Linked DNA regions of Homo sapiens: region 2 is linked to region 1. Evidence: chromatin loops called from intact Hi-C (ENCODE). Cell type or tissue: heart right ventricle. All regions are shown on one strand. Each heading gives the region's core, and the rest is flanking DNA. Links, peaks and the distances in the headings are about the cores only. Region 1 holds the start of MIR8064 (microRNA 8064). Region 2 overlaps SFMBT1 (Scm like with four mbt domains 1).

Region 1 (2,914 bases), core at 210-2,709:
AGAAGAGGGGCTTATTTTTCTAGGATGTGTCTTTTGTTCCTAGAAGAGAAGGCCAAGAGTTTGCTGATGAGAATGCGGGACTCAGGGAAATAAGCCACACAGCCCCGGCGGTTGAGACCAGATCCAGGTGACGCATGGTGTCTGCACTCTGATTACCAGGCCACTCTTTCCCATGTGGAAGCCCTGACATCTGGGTCACGGTGCTTCATGGGTCTTGCTGCCCATCCCTGGCCAAACTCTCCCTTTTGAAAGCCTCTCGCCACAGATGTGTTCCCTCCTTTTGGCCCCTATTGCTGTGACTTCTACTGAGGAAATAATTAAACCCAAACAAAACACCCACATGCCTGAGGTTGTTCATTGCAGTAAAAAGCAAGACACACAAGGTCCAGGTGCAGTGGCTCACACCTGTCATTCCCAGCACTTTGGGAGGCTTAAGCGGGGAGGATCGCTTGAGCCCAGGAGCTTAAGACCAGCCTTGGAAACAAAGCAAGATCCCGTCTCTACAAAAAAAAAAATTTTTTTTAATTAGCCAGGCACATGACATGCATTCTTAGTCCCAGGTACTTGGGAGGCTGAGGCAGGAGGATCACTCAAGCCTAGGAGTTTGAGGATACAATAAGCCGTGTTCATGCCCCTGCACTCTAGTCTGAATGACAGAGTGAGACCCCATCTCTAAGAAAACAATAACAGCAATGACAAAGCAGGACATGCAACACTGCCTGGCATGTCTGTCCTTTAAAGAGGAGACTGTGGGGGACATCTGAAAGACTCGCAAGTGAAACAGGAATCAGGAAACACAGCAGCCACGTGTGCTTCTCCCAACGGTGGCTGCGTGAGATCTGGGTTCCCAGAGGAAATGGTGTGCCAGACGGGGTCACAGGTGCTTTTTCTCTTTTCTCACGTTTCTGAACTTTCTTATTTTAGCATCTAAAGAGGCAGCTGTAGCTAAGTTGTGTAGCAGAAACCTAGAACACTGGGGCAATGTGAGGCGTATGGGAGGAAAAGCATTTTCCTCCTTGTCAGTCACTTAAAACTGAAGAGCAGATGGAGTGAGCACACTGAGCGAGCGGACATCCTTCCATAGTAAATAAGCGGTGCCGCGCGCTCCGCTGGCTCCCAAACACTCCAGTCCTCACAGAGAGATTTCCTAGTGGCGCTTTCTGTCCAACTGTCCTCAAACCTACTTAATTACTTAATGGTTTCTCACAAATAAGTTCATCTGTTGTTTTGAGAACTGTTCTCGATAAGGTTAGGTGACTTACCGAAAGGAAAAGGATTGCAAAACTCATTAACAACCTAGCAAGGAGGGATTATGCTTATGAAATGGGTTTTTTGGCTCAAATGTCTCCTATCCCTTAAGTGAAAGTAGAAAGGAAGACCTCAGAAGAGGCGACTGATGTGTTTCTGCCACACTTCTCCCAGGGTTTTCCAGAAAAGGGAATGGCCTGGTGTTTTGTCCATTGCAGCTGCATAAAGTCATTCCCTTGTGTACAGCTGACAGGCTTGGGCAGGGCATGGGCCTCCAGCATGGGTGCCCAAACAGGGATTGCTGCAGAAACAATAAAGCCAAGTGAGAAGCTGGAGATATCTCTTTGGACCAAATTATCTTCTCATAGCCTGGATTACGGCCTTTACCCCCCAGCCTCCCGCCCCCCCGCCACCCCCAAAATGCTACCCTGTACCCCCTCTTCTGGCCAGCTGTGGTAAGGCAGCTCTGGCAGAACTTCCAGGGTGAGCCCCAGGCAACCTTCCCACATCCCACTCTCCCCTGGGTCTCCCACTTTGGGGAGGCCTATGTGGCTCCCAGGAGCCACCCTAGGGTTCTTCATATCACAGGATCATTCCCTGGAGGGGCTGGTCTTCTCTCCGTTCAAAATGTCCTGGAGGCATTCCAAGGCCTGCACATCCTCCAGCTTGTACTACTAGGTCCCTCGGTTTCTCAAGCATGGTGACTGAAGGGGTCCCAGATGGACCTTTGTCACAGCCCTGGGCCCCGGCCCATCCCTCCCACCTCCTTGCCCCAAGGACTTCTCTCTTCACTTCCTTGTCCCTGGCCAAGGTGTTTGGGGTGACCCATGCTGGACAGGTAGAGTCCAAATTCCTCCAGAGTCACGTTTCTGCTCTCAAGAGGCTGAGGTATCAGGGATGGCCCGGGGAGTTGGGTAAGGGATGGGAGGTGGGGAGGTGGGAGACAAACAAAGCGACTGGGTCCTGCTTCATCATCCACAAACATCAGTCCACTCATGGACAGAGAAGGGAGGGGCAGCCCCGCTGTCACTGGAAAAATCAACAACGGATAAGAATAGCAGTCTTGCTTCATACAGCTTCTGCTGCCAGCCGGCAGAAAGAACAGCTTTTCTGAGCTCCAGCAATGAGCACTTCCTAACTTTAGTGCTTTTTAATCCTATCTTAGAATCTCTTAAAAGAAAGGCCATTTTAGTATCTTCAAATAAGGAATTCTCTGATTTTATTTAAAATACTGCATTTGTCTGTTAAGGATGAGGTAATCCTTTGGACTTTTGGGGGGGCTCATTAAGTACCTTTAGAGCTTTAGAGCCAGTGTTCTGGGGTGCGTGTGGGGGAGTGGGGTGGGGACATCATCTCACTCAGATGCCTGGGCCCCATGTGACTAAGCACCCGCCTGTCCCTGCAGGAGACCCTCTGCAGTGTGGAGCCTGGGTCGGGCAGTGCGCTCTTTACATCGTGATCATGATTTTTGAAAAGTCTGTCGTCTTCATCGTCCTCCTAATACTTCAGTGGAAAAAGGTTTGCTTCGTCCCTGCATGAGCAGCTCCTTGCCACGCTGAGCAAGCAGCACTTCCTCCCCATCACCCACATACGCCAACTCTAGGAAAACCAAACTTGTTTTAACTCTATGAATGTGTCCTGCATTTGGTCTGATGTGGCAACTACT
Region 2 (2,914 bases), core at 200-2,699, 89 kb before region 1:
ACTTCATAGTGAAATTTTGAAACAAAACCCTCATTAGCCACTCTTGGAAGATGCCTGCCAATCAACTGTTTATTTTAAAGGGTGGTAAATATAGAGAAAGAGTAAAGACAATCAAGTATATGTTCAAAGAAAGCCTTCTTTCTATGAAATCTACCTCAGCATAATCAAATAGTTGATGTAGAGAAATTTTTCTTTATGGAAGTTCTTTGGTTAGTAAATGAAGAAGGAATAATACAATTAGAATATCACCATTGAGCCCGTAATGAATCAGTGCATCTATGTAGTAACCGTTAAAAGCTGCTAATGTCACAAAGGGAGAGACAGCCAGACCATATGTGCCTCTTCATGCTCTTGAGGGAAGGGTATAACTTATTCCACTTGTGAAGTATTCTTTCACCCTCACCACCCCGCAAAGTCTAACCTGAATTTGATCAAGCTTCTAGCTCTAAATACTGATTTATGGCAAATACAGGGAACAGTAGAACAACTGGTCACCACAGGGACGTAACCAATGAAATCAGACTCTAAAAAACTCCATAGAGAACAAAGGCCAGGTCTCAATAAATGTGGAGTAAAAAAAGAGAGAGTAGGGACACGGGAGGGGAGGAAGGAGAAGAAACCTACTGATGAAAAGAAATCAAGGAGACATTTGCAATGCGTGCGTCTCACTTGGGTCCTGATGTAATCAAACAAATTGACAAAACTGTTTATGAGACAATTGGGGAAGTTTGAACATAGACTGGATATTTGATATTAAGGAATTATTGTTAATTTTTTAAAGGTATGATGTTGTTATTGTGGTTTTGTAAGAAAATATTTTCTTTTAGAAATATGTACTAAAATATATATATGGATGAAATTATATGCTATCTGGAATTGTCTTCTAACTGATCCTTGGTTGGGCATGGGTGGAGTGTGAGGGTATAAGCCAGGCATTGGCAAATTATCTGTAAAGGGCAAGATAGTAAATATTTTAGGCTTTACTAGTCATACAATCTCTGTCAAAGCTGCTAAAACCCTACCTTTGTAGTGTGAAAGCAGCCACAGACAATATGTAAACAAATGGGTATGGCCATGTTCCAGTAAAACTTTATTAACAAAAACAGACAGCAGGCTGGATTAAGCCCTCGAGTTGTAGCTTGTAAATCCTGGTTTAGATGAAACAGATTGGCCATGAGGTGACAGTTGTTGACGCCAGGGCACTTAGGATTCATTAGATCATTTTTCTTTTTGTATGTTTGAAAGTTTCCATCATAAAAAATAAAGTAAGGTACCTTCTGGGTAAAATTATAGGAATAGGTAGTTGGGACTATTCTCTTTGTTTTGTATACAACTCTTAATAAACTAACCAGAAAGTAGCTCCATCTAGAGAAGCATTTTTGGTTTTATTTTGTTTTATCTTTTCAAGCTCTCAAGCAGTATGTTGGACTCTTAGATCTTAAAATGTGAAATACCTTTAAACCATCTCCACTGATTTCGGTTTCTCTGCATTCTGTGGCTGGCATTTTGAGTAATCAGTCATTTATTCCCTCATCTAGGCATCAGAGATAAAGTATCTGACTGGGATGAGTTTCTGCGGCAGACCCTGATAGGAGCATGTAGTCCTCCTGTTCCGCTGCTAGAGGGCGTGAGTATTACTACATGCCACATCAGCATGGAAAACCCATCTGATCTTTCAAAGAATCTTAAAATCGGTTGCTTATTTACCACTCTGAAGAAAATAAACGTTATTATTAGAGACATAGGCATAGGTATTGGGAAGTTTAAACTTACCCTCAGAGGTTGCAAACTGGTGGCTTGCTTAGTGCCTAAATATTTTCTGAATTAGTTGCTAACACATAAAAAATCTAATTTCCCAGATTCTTTTATACAGTTGGAAAATAGGACCTTCTGAGGGCTTTCACTCTGAAACTGAGCAGAGGTCGATTCTGCTTGAGGGTGGACATTTGTAACTCCCACACCAGGTGACTTGGAGTCCCCCCAACCCACCCTTTTTTTTTTTTTTTTTTGCTTGGAACACATTGGATCTATTGCACTTCTGCCTTCCACCTGCTTTTCAGCAGTCCTTTTAAATTAGTGTGGCCTTTAAGCTTGTTAGTGAATATAGATCTCTTGATTTTGTGAAATGGATTTATTGGTTATGACATTTCTAAGTTATATCTTGTCACTTTCTGTCATACTGGTAAAATTATTTGTGGCATATGTGAAATGCAATGTATGAAGGTTCCCATCCCTCTACTTCCTTGCCAACACTTGTTATCTTTTTTATTATAGCTGACTAAGTGGGTATGAAGTGGCATCTCATTTTGATTTACATTTCTGTAATGACTGTTGATGTTGAGTATGTTTTTTTGTGCTTATGGGCCATTTCTGTATCCTTTTTGGAGACATTTCTTTGCCCATTTTTAAATTGGGTTGTCTTTTTATTATTGAGTTGAATGTATTATGCATTCAAAATATACATGCATTTCAAAATATTGAAAATATGTTTTCCCATTCTATGGTTTGTCTTTTTATTGTTTGCAGCGTAAACATTTTTTATTTTGATATAATCCAGATTATCTTTTTTTCTTTTGTTGCTTGTGCTTTTGGTATCATATCTAAGAAGGCTTTGCTTAACCCAAGGTCAAGAAGATTTACTCCTGTATTTTCTAAGAGTTTTATGGTTACATTTACTTCTGTCATCCATTCACATTCCCTTTTAAATTTTGATTGGTGAATACTCTATTTCAAACTGGTTTTTATTTTTTATACTCTGACTCATTTATTTATGCTTAGCCAGGGCCTTATACATACTAAAAACTCAGTAACATTTTAATGAATGGATGAATTGATAAACTATTCTACTCTTTTTTGACCATGACTCTGCCATGCTGACTTTTAGCTCTAAATCTTTTCCTCCACTTTTTCATAT

Evidence for each region. Hi-C counts contacts between places; a loop is a spot of excess contacts. Peaks named below come from ENCODE experiments on the same cell type or tissue, not always from the same donor. Only the 100,000 strongest peaks of a DNase experiment are listed, where the experiment ranks them.
Region 2: a loop joins it to region 1, with 3 times the contacts of the local background. A loop is called at or near these places in 42 of 110 quality-filtered maps.

The regions. Positions count from the first base shown.
Region 1 is chr3:52,844,681-52,847,594 of GRCh38, reverse strand. STIMATE-MUSTN1 (STIMATE-MUSTN1 readthrough) reads left to right here. Exons shown (of 10, transcript NM_001198974.3): 5 at 2,654-2,766. It overlaps STIMATE (STIM activating enhancer), which reads left to right. Exons shown (of 8, transcript NM_198563.5): 5 at 2,654-2,766. It overlaps MIR8064 (microRNA 8064), which reads left to right and starts at 1,043; the gene lies at 1,043-1,132. RefSeq lists an enhancer at 2,610-2,914. In heart right ventricle, for the core only: CTCF peaks have their summits at 1,494 and 1,715; a DNase peak (open chromatin) is centred at 2,254; H3K4me3 peaks cover 362 bases; H3K27ac peaks cover 2,208 bases.
Region 2 is chr3:52,933,526-52,936,439 of GRCh38, reverse strand. SFMBT1 (Scm like with four mbt domains 1) reads left to right here. Exons shown (of 21, transcript NM_016329.4): 5 at 1,539-1,627. Among named protein-coding and RNA genes, the nearest start is that of STIMATE-MUSTN1, 37 kb to the right of the region's middle. RefSeq lists a silencer at 1,413-1,707 and an enhancer at 2,812-2,914. In heart right ventricle, for the core only: a CTCF peak has its summit at 1,604; a DNase peak (open chromatin) is centred at 1,615.